2 separate regions of the Homo sapiens genome follow, and region 2 is linked to region 1. Evidence: read pairs that join two places in POLR2A ChIA-PET (ENCODE). Cell type or tissue: MCF 10A. All regions are shown on one strand. Links, peaks and the distances in the headings refer to the core of each region. The heading gives the core; the rest is flanking DNA.

Evidence for each region. ChIA-PET counts read pairs that join two places held together with the same protein. Peaks named below come from ENCODE experiments on the same cell type or tissue, not always from the same donor. Only the 100,000 strongest peaks of a DNase experiment are listed, where the experiment ranks them.
Region 2: POLR2A ChIA-PET joins it to region 1 with 5 read pairs; 3 of 35 experiments call an interaction of 5 or more read pairs at or near these places.

Annotation. Positions count from the first base shown.
Region 1 is chr5:9,465,642-9,471,026 of GRCh38, forward strand. The region is part of intron 1 of SEMA5A (semaphorin 5A); the gene reads right to left. Among named protein-coding and RNA genes, the nearest start is that of SEMA5A-AS1, 43 kb to the right of the region's middle. In MCF 10A, for the core only: no CTCF peak of the experiment used is centred there; DNase peaks (open chromatin) are centred at 2,090 and 2,470.
Region 2 is chr5:9,374,653-9,380,037 of GRCh38, forward strand. SEMA5A (semaphorin 5A) reads right to left here. Exons shown (of 23, transcript NM_003966.3): 3 at 5,171-5,371. The coding sequence starts at 5,294. Among named protein-coding and RNA genes, the nearest start is that of SEMA5A-AS1, 130 kb to the right of the region's middle. In MCF 10A, for the core only: no CTCF peak of the experiment used is centred there; a DNase peak (open chromatin) is centred at 2,239.

The DNA of each region.
Region 1 (5,385 bases), core at 218-5,217:
GGAAGATGCTCACAGGTTATATGGTAACACTACACCATTTTCTGTCAGAGACTTGAGCATCCACAGAGTTTGGTATCCACAGGTTCTTGGAACCAATCCCCCATGGATACAGAGGATGACTTTATTCTCCATCTATATTCCACTGGGCTGACTGCCATGTAGTTATTTCATTACTTTTTACTGTTTTGGGTCCTTGGGAAAAACAACATGTCATGCCCAGAATGATAAGGTGATATCTGAACAGGTTCCCCAAACACAAAGACGAGCATGCATGGCACTGAAGTGAGAGAGTGAGAAGAGAACTTCAGAGAGACGTCCAGTGTTGCTAACCACAGAGGACCCAGTGGAGAATTCAGAGAGAAATTACAAGTTAAACCAATGCTAATTATTGACCAAGAAGGCCTTAACATTTCTTTCTCTCGAGGGTAATGTCAAGCCAGCAAGGTCTGAGAGTTGGGGGTGCAAGTATCTGAGTAGCTGTGCACACAGATACCTGGGTACCAATGTGGAGATCACTGGGAAACAGGATTAAATCAGTAGGAATAAGAAAAGTCCCCAGGCACACCGGGGACTGTTGTGGGGTGAGGGGAAGGGGGAGGGATAGCATTAGGAGATATACCTAATGCTAAATGACGAGTTACTGGGTGCAGCACACCAACATGGCACATGTATACATATGTAACAAACCTGCACGTTGTGCACATGTACCCTAAAACTCAAAGTATAATAATAATAAAATTTAAAAAAAAAAAAAAAAGAAAAGTCCCCAGGCAGTGAAGGAATCATGCCTCACACTATCAACATGGTTGAAGAGGATGGGAAAGAAGGGCTATTGAAGGGCTACTGAGCAGTGAAGTTATTTATGAGATAGAATTTTGTGGCTATTAGAGAGGGGGTTTGAAAAACAAAAGGGTAAAACTTAGAATGATTCTGAGATTTCTAGTTTGGGAAACTAGATTCGTGTATTTACAGACAAAGATAAGGAAATCCAATTACCAAAAAGTCATTAAATGAATACAATCTGCTCTTACATTACTATAAAGTTATTATTTTCCATGTTTATCATAAATATTTCAGAGCTAATTATCTGGGCTTGGTTTCACTTGTGTACTTGGCTGATTTTTCTCATTCCTCCTCTTCCCACTCAGCATTAAATAATTGGGATCCACTCCCAATGAGTGTTTCTGAAATACTCTTCAAAGTCATTGCCAAGGGAGAGATTGCCTTTTCGGATTGGTGTGTCTCAGATTTATCACAAGAGTGGGCAGATGTGAGGGAAAAGGAGAATGAGCTTTGGCAGTAACAATGCAGAGAAGAGTTTTGTTATTCTTAGTGAGCATCAAAAGGCAGAAAGGCATCCTCATAAATCATTGTCCAAACCAATAGCCTTCCCCAGAAACAAAGTTTTGGCCCTTCTCATCTTTTGAGCTAAAAGAATCAGATGCCAAGAACAGGGAGATGAGATGCATGAATTGTTCTTTTTTTTTTTGAGACGGAGTCTCGCTCTGTTGCCCAGGCTGGAGTGCAGTGGTGTGATCTTGGCTCACTACAACCTCCACCTCCTGGGTTCAAGCAATTCTCCTGCCTCAGCCTCCTGAATAGCTGGGATTACAGGCATCAACCACTGTGCCTGGCTAATTTTTGTATTTTTAGTAGGGAACGGGGTTTCACCATCTTGGCCAGGCTTGTCTTGAACTGTTGACCTCATGATCCACCCGCCTCAGCCTCCCAAAGTGCTGGGATTACAAACGTGAGCCACCGCGCCCGGCTGCATGAACTGTTCTGAGGCCTGATGAGCCTTTGCTTATTCCCAGATTAGAACTCCAGGCACCTTCCACTTCCATGGGTGAGAACTTCAGGGTATTTACTGGAGGACTCCAAACTTCTGTTTGTCCATGCCATGTTGAGGAACACCTCAGCTGGCCAAGTGGGTATACCTGGAAAAAGCTCTTTGTTTCCTGGCACAGACTAGAGGACTGTAAGCATGGGTGGCTTTCCAACTGGACAGAATCTGGTAAACAAGCACCAGGAGCCTCTAAGCCAGGATCAAGCTGAGGCAGGTAGCAGCAGCTCTGTGCCTGGAGGTGGGAGCCGGGGTGGGTGGAAGGTCTAGGCAGGCCTAAGCCCGCCCTGGCCCAGCGTGGGTCTGGCGTCCTGCCTGCGGGAGGCTGGTTCCTTGTGCAGAATTACTAAATGCTACAAATAAGGAAACACTGCAGATGAAAGTTTTAAAGGTTTATTAGTAATAACACCATTCGGGGCACTAAAACTTCAAAGTCCTTTGACTAGCAGAGTCTAACTAATCTTTACAACACCCCAGTGGGCTAGGTAAGCAAATAAATATTATTATCCCTATTATGTGGAGCACAGAGAGCTGTAAGAGGACTTGCTCAGGGCTACAGGAAGATCAGCGTTACTCACATCTTGGTAACTACCAAGTCCAGACTCAGAACAGCAGGCTGCCCCTTACTCCACTGACTCATGCTGCCACAAAAACGGCAGGGAGGGCCCGGGAAAGAGACTCTCATGATTCAGAACAGAACTTGTGACAGAAGCAGGCATTGTTGGTTTTTTTCTTGTTGCAGCTTTAATAACAGTAAATGACAGTAATTTTGCCCAATTAGAAATGTCTGACTTGAGATGTTAGGCAGACGCCTTCATTACTGGAACGTCTACTGTAGGATTTTGACAAATCTTACCCAGAGTGGGACCAGCTTCCCTAGGGCTCCTCCTGAATGGTGACTCCTACATACTAAGGCTTTCCAGGTTAACCTAAAAAGTGTAGGTTTGCGAACTAAACAGTCCTTAGTGGGGGTTTTAATCCTTCTTTTAATAAATTACAATATGTTTCTAAATAAAGAAATTTTAGAAAATATGAAATGGTAAAAAGAAAATGGTAGTATGTGAACTCTTCCTAGTACTATAAGTGATTTCTGGTAACACTTGGGGGTGTGTCCTACATTTAAACTATATAAAATTCAGGCTGTCTATATTTCTTCAAATCCTTGAATACCATCCAAAAATCTGATTTAAATGGCTACATAGCAACCCGTCAAATGGTGGCATCCATTTACTCGGCCAATCTCCAGCTACATGATAGTTTGGGGTTTCGAATTACTAGTATCACAACACCAGATAAACATCCCTTTTCATGAATATTTCTATTAATTTCAAAATTTTAGAAGAAGAGCCACTGAGTAAATGGATTCATACATATTTAAAGCATTTCATACCTACCGTCACATTGTTCTCCATAATATTCTATCACTTTCCACTTTCGTATGTTGTAAGAGGTTCATTTTTCTGAGCCTCCAAAATTTCTATGTTGGTGAGGCTTAAGAGTAGCAATGGATTTTTTTGTTTTGTTTTGTTTTGTTTTGTTTTTGAGATGAAGTCTCTCTCTGTCGCCCAGACTGGAGAGCAGTGGCACAATCTCGGCTCACTGCAACCTCCGCCTCCCAGATTCAAGCGATTCTCCTGCCTCAGCCTCCTGAGTAGCTGGGACTACAGGCGCCCGCCACCACTCCTGGCTAATCTTTGTATTTTTAGTAGAGATGGGGTTTCACCGTATTGTTCAGGCTGGTCTTGAACTCCTGACCTTGTGATCCACCTGCCTCGGCCTCCCAAAGTGCTGGGATTACAGGCATGAGCCACCACACCCGGCCAGCAATGGATTTTAATTAATAGCTAGTGAATTTAGCATAAGGTCATGCTTAAAGCCTAGATTTTAGTTATGCGGAATGTTTAATTGGGGTAGTGAGAGAGGGCTACCAGAAAACAGAGAAAGGTAATGTTTACCCATCTCCAAAATAGCCACCACCTTCTATTAAGCAACCATAAAAACAACTCATGTACAAGATTTTTGCAAGCAAGGTGTCCCCATTTCACATTTGAGAAAAATGAGGCTCAAAAAGATTCACTCACTCGCTCCAGGTCATTGATCCTAGGTTTGGAGCCAGGATACCGGCCCTAGGGCATCTGTTCCATCCCACTGGGATATCAATGGAAACTAAAAGTGCTGGAGACCCTGAGCAGGGTAGACAAGAGAATGTTTTTGTTCATGATTTTTTTTAATCTTCTTCTTCCAAATTATAAATGGCAGAAATGTTTTTGATGCTAGCTTCAAGGCAACCTTCAGCATGCAAGAACCCCCAGCAGGCTTGCATTAAAAGCATTTTGTAAGAACCTTGGGTATTTGGAGTACTTTTACTTAAATCTTGAGGAACACATGTTTAAGAGGGCAAGCTCTGAGCCAGACAAATGTGGCTTTTATTCCTGAGTCTGCAATTTAGGATGTGTACAACTTTGAGCAGGCCCCAAATGGAAAATCCAATCTTCATTTGTGAAATGAAAAAGAGGGGGAATTAAAAGAGACAGTACATGCAGAAGGGTAATTCCAACGTCTGGACATGGTAAGTCCTCAAGAAATGGCAGCTTTTAAGATGAGCATGTTAGGGGGGGTTCCACTATTTCAAACAAGGTCACAAAGAGGTAGCATAGGTTTTTGACTTACAAGGAGAGAGAAGGTAATCTCAACTCCACAGGCTGGAAACTCTATTCCCTTGATGTTAGGGTGTGTCCCCAGGTTGCACAAAGAAGTTTCAGAAGTGGGAAATTCCTTGTTCCTATAGTGTGTGCTTCAAACAAATTATGCAGCAATACTGTACAATGACTGAGATTTGGCTCTGGGGAAATAAACAAAATTAGATTCCACAACCAACTCTGTCCAGGAAGTACCACTGCCTCTTGAGTCCTTACCTTCAGTAAGCTCCATATGTAAAATAAAGATCATTGAATTTCCAGCTCATGTGAGAAGTGACTGAGACAACATGACATATGCAAAGGTAAGGGTAACAATGTCTATCACATAAAACAAAAAACTCATACAGGAATTACAGTATCCATGAGCGCTGTCCAGTCTTCCTCCCACTTCTTCACCTCTTCAAAGTTGGCCATAGTCCCAGGATTTCTCTGGCCAATGAGATGTAAATAGAAGGAAACCATGCCTCCTCTGGATGAAAGCCTTCCCAGGGTCAATGGACCATATGCCATGTTCTCTTATTTCCCTAACAGTGACCAGCAACTCTCAAGATGACAGCCACCCCAGAAATCAGCCTGCCTCCCAAAGACAGACCTCTTCAAAGAGCACCTCCAGCAAGCCCAGATGCACATGGAGCACAAATGAGAAATGAACATTTGTTGTTTGAAGCTGCAGAGATTTAGGGGTTGTTGGTTACAGCAACCTGGCCCATAGAAACTGATGCAGATTTTAATATGAGTAGCTTATTAGTCCATTCCATAGAGCTGGAAAAAGCGATCCTAGTTATTTTTTATCAAAACATTAATAATAATTATGATAAGGAGGGCTTTCTCAAGTAGAGTAGG
Region 2 (5,385 bases), core at 166-5,165, 91 kb before region 1:
GTGTGACAGAGAGAGAGAAAAATAGTTTTATTCCCTCCTCAGAGAAGCACTTCCTTTCTAAGGCCCTGTACTCTTGGCCTGGGGCCTGCCTACCCCTCTTCAGCCAAGACAGAGATCTTCAGGAACTCCTTCCTCTCCCGCACCCACCCCCACCCACAAGCTTTCCTGCATCCTGGGTGCTTTGGCCTCCTGCCCTCCAGGCTCACTGGAGGTGGAGTTGGCTTCCTATAACTTTACTGGGCACCTGTTCCCAGTTGCTGTGCCCTCCTACAGCACCGGGGTCTCTGCTTAAACAATCATCTCCCCTCTCTTCTCTCTCTTTAGCCTCTTCCTTCACCTCATTCCTTCCCATCGCCATTTGAGGATGGTTAAGTCATGCTCTTTGAAAAGCTGTTCCCTGCCCCTTATGTCCTTGCATGACTGACATGAATTCTCTCCTTTTATATCTATCATCTAGTCCCTAACCTTTGATATATCCCCACACATATCACCATCTGGTTTCTTCCCCCAACCCTGCACTGAAACTGCTCCGATAAATGCTGCCTTTTATGTGTCCTCCCAAAAGATATACTGAAGTCCTAACCACAGGTACCTCTGAATGTGACCGTATTTGGAAACGGCACCTTTGCAGACAAATTGTTTAAGATGAGGTCGTACTGGATTAAGGTTAGCCCTAAGTTCAACATGACTTATGTCCTTATAAAAAGAGAAGACAAAAAGGCAGGGACACAGAGGGAGGATACCATGAGACTACAGACTAAGAGACTGGAGTGATGTGTCCATGAGCAAAGGAATGCCAAACATTGCTGACAATCATGAGAAGCTAGGAGGAAGCAGAGATCGGTTCTTCTCTAGAGACTTCAGAGAGAACACAGACCTGCAAACACCGTAATTTTGGACTTCTGGCCTCCAGAACTGTAAGAAGAGACAATTAGGTTGTTTTAAGCCATCTAGTGTGCAGTAATTTGTTACAGCAGCCCTAAGCAGCTAATACAGTACTGCTGACAGAATTTCTCAGAAAGTGACGAATTGTCCTGGCTTTCCCAGAACAGAAGCAACCAGGAAAGTCCCAGGAAGACCAGGACAAGTGTGTCACTCTTCCTTCTGGCATACACCTGCCTTGAACACTCTGCAGTATCTGACGCTCTGCTGGACATAGCCTTCTTGAAAATATCCCCATTCTTGGTTCTCAGAAAGGCTTGCCCTCAACTAGATAATTCCATCTGGTGGCTCACAGGAACTCAGCCTTTTCCATCTAAAATCACCACACCCCTCTTATCTGCTTTCTCTTCTTGATTCTATATGGAATCAACAGCCAAGAATGTGGGGATTGCAGTCAGGGCTTCCTTCTCATTCCTGCTCTACATCTACTGAATCCTCAACCACACTCCTTTCCAATTTCCAGAATCTACTTCTTCTCTACATTTCTGCCTCCCTTCCCTTAATGCAGTTCCTCCTCCCTTTGGTCTCAGTAGCAGCCTCAGAATGGGCTGTCCCTGCCGGCATTTTGTCATCCTCCAGATAAAGGATAAACTTATTCAGATGACTTCCAATGCCAGGCACCTCCGAATCCCCACTTGCCATGTGAGCCTCATGCCCTCCACCTCCTCCTCCATATCGTAAAATAAGATGTCCTGACTTCCTGTGCGTGAGGCTTGCCAGGACCCGCAATGCTCCCTCTCTCACTTCAGGGCTTATCACTTGCTCTTTTCCTCTCCCTGGAAACCTCTCCTTTCATAAGTTTTGTAAACACCTTCTAACAATCACTTGGGATGCAGTTCTGGCATGGCTTCATCCTAGAAACCTTTTTCAACCACCGTCCTACAGCCCAGGATGTGGGCTTAGAGCCCCTCTCCTAGGCTCTGCAGCACCCAACACAGGCACCTGTTAGGACCCTTCACAGAATATTACGCAATGGCCCTTTTGGTTCACATTCCTAAAAATAGTCTAAACCCTTTTAACAGGAACTGAGCATCTTCTTGATCTCCTCAATATCTAGTAAAAACCCTGTACACAACAGGCTTCTCTTAAATGTTCATTGAAGGTTCACTCCGAATTAAAAACATGCAAATAAAAATACACTGAGATGCCATTTATGCACTGAGTTTGGTCCAAATCCCAAAGCCTGACGGTGTACTCTGCAGGAAAGGCGGCAGAGAAATAGGTATTCATATCCAGGGCAACTAGAATGCAAAGTGGTGCAACCTCTATGAAAGAGAATTGGGCAACATTTACAAAACGACATATGCATTCACCCTTTGGCCCAGAAATCCCAATTCGAATAATCTCTTTCAACGGTACACTTGCAAAAATATTACATAATGTTTACAGGAGGCATTACTCACTGAAACACTATCCATGGTCACAAATGGCAGAAAATAACCTAAGCATCTCTCAGTAAGGTGTTTTTGATTAGGTTAGGGCTCATCACATAGTGGAAGCTATGTAGCTACCGAAAAAAAAAAAAAAAAGAATGACATCAATCTCTACACTCTTCTAGAGAGTAGGCTCCAGCATATATCATTAGGTTAAAATAATGTTACACAGAAACAAGTCTATATAATTGCCACCTTTCATCTAAGGAAAGAGAACATAAATATATATTTGTATGTGTGTGTGTTGCTTTGCTTCTATTACAAAAGTAGCCTAACCCATAAAATATAGGTAAATAGCTAAATGCAGAAAGAGCTCTGGAATAGGATCAAGAAAACAGGAAGCAAAGCTAGATTCCTTTGAACACCTTTTGCTTCAATAATTAAACAAATGATAGTAACTGGGTCTTGGGTTGGTGCCATAACCACGCAGAAAGAAATTATTTCTACTGGTTTTAAAGCAGTAATTTTGCTAATTTCACTAAAATTTTCCAGTGAAATATATACGCGAGGACAAAAAAAAAAGAGAGAGAAAAAAGTCATTTTAAAGATTTTTCAATAATCCAAAACAACTAGGTTTGCATGAAGCTGTTATTCTAAAATGACTGTGTACTAAAGAAAAAAGGCAAAGAAATAATTAGGTTGGTCAGCAGAGACTTGAGATTTTGTGCAAGGAAGAAATAGACACTAAGATGGGAAAGGTTAACAAAGACCCTAGAGTCCTGGAGATGAGTTGGGAGTATCAGGAGAAGTTTATGGTATGTTTTAAAAATGCTTTTGTTAGCACTGTCCACTGAGAAGACCTGTGGGCACCTTTGGTGCTCAAAGCATACAGAAATGAGTGATTCCCAGGTCTGTGGAAGGAAATAAGTAAAAGGAATAGGAACATCTTGTCAACCCAGAGAGTAAAGAAGCTCTCAAAGATGACTTGGATGGAGTCAGAAGAGTCCAGAAGCTGCTCTCAAGAGGCTACACTGGGCTTAAAATGCTATAATTTCACCATGTACAAGGATGTAAACTACATGGATTAAAATACATCAAATATGTTGAAATTCATGTATTAATAATAATTATAATAATCAAAATAAGAAAAAGGCAAACATAACATCTTATTCATCCCCTTTGGATGACAAATGAATGACCTGTGGGATGTTAAAGAACCAACCTACTTGTGTATTTAAAAAAAAATAAAAGTATAAATTGATGGGGGGCGGGGAACATTTATTTTGCCTTTCCTGCATAAGGTGTACCTTCAGGATACGTAAAGAGTTGATGAAGGAAAGATAGTTTATATAGAAGTATTCTAACCATTAAATGAGCAAAATAATAAAATGAGAAAATCCCAGTTTTGTACCCACAGATGAATCAGTAGATTGAGGCTGTGATCATCAATGACTGATCATTTCCCAGCTGGATATGCTCTGCCTCCTGAAGGAAATACGCTGCACTACCCATGACACGGTCAAGACAAAAAGATCCAAACCTGGATCTCAGCAGGTGTCTTGAGATTACTAGGAATTTACAGACATCTTTGGAAAGAGGAATATTTGAAGCACACAATCAGAATGCGATGAGCAAACTCCAGACTGTGGGAAACTGTCCAGGACAAAGAACTTGGTTTCTGTAATTTGCAAAGGGTGTGAAATAAAAGTAAAATATTAAAAGAGACTCAAGAAATATACCAACCAATGGCAGTGCATGGAATTTACTTAAATCTCGATTTGACTTAACTGGCCAAAAGATGCCGAAGTATTTATGAACCCATGAAAGATCTCTCAATGCCCTCTGGGTGCTTGATGATGTCATGAAATCATTTATTATTTGTTTGTTTGTTTGCTGTGATAATGGTACTGAATTCCTTATCTTTGAGTATTATCAACTGAAATCTGATGGATAAAATTATTTGATTTTTTTTTAATTTCCTCCAAAATAATTTAATGGGTATGAGATGAAGCATGAGTGGAAATTTAGATGAAAAAGGATGGGGATGGGCCATGAATTGATAAGTGTGGGGCTGCATGCTCCTTAGACTATTCTTTCTTTTTTTGTGCTCCTTAGACTATTCTTTCTATTTCCATAGATATTTGAAAGTGTTTGATACAAAGTTTTAAAAACAACAAAATATAAAACCACTTGTTGCATGAATTACTGAAATACAATGTCTCATTCATCATATTTAGCCTGATAATATAATTCCTTGAGGACAGAGATAGAGTCTATTTTCTTTTCCACTCTGAATGCTTGAGTGCCCCGGGTGTGAAGGACCTTAAATAAATTTCAATGAATGAAAGAATAAATGAGTGGATATACAGATTAATTATTTAATCCTACCAATCCATAGAGATACTTGGGACATTAAATCAATTCTGCTGCCATGCAATGCTAGATAGAAACAAAGGGCTAGGTTTGTGGCAAGACTAAGGCTTTGCAGGGAAATGCCATAGTGAAGAATTTTAGGCTTTCCTTGGTTTTGTTGTTATTTTTATGGTCACATTTTTATCCTTTGGTTCAAACACTTAGGAGGCCCACAGTACCTGTTAAATAAAGGTGACCAGAAATAATGAGATTTTTTTACCTTGGTAATCCCTGTCTTAGATCCCTCTTGAGGTGGTAATCAGTTTCTGGATATGAAATTCTAATGATAGAGGCTTTTGTAGTTTTACCTTTATTTTAAACTGTGTCTGAAACAAGAGCCACTGGATTATACAGCATTCGTGATGCTCTATTATCTTCTATCACTAAACACAGAATGTGCATTTAGATGACGGCTTTGCAATCAGTGCGTGCTGGTTCCTTACCTTTATAGGAGATGACTGGATGCTCGGTTCTCTGGCACTGAGTCGTACCCTGGGCCTCTGGGTGGGCGAGTCTCCACAGCCCCAGGCTTGAGAACAGCCATGCTATAACACAGGTTCCCTTCATGGTGGGCAAGGGGCCTCTGACTCTGGGCACGTGTCTTCTAAACAGAAGCTCTTCTTCTCCTCATGTGTGGAAAGTGCCTAAAACACACAAA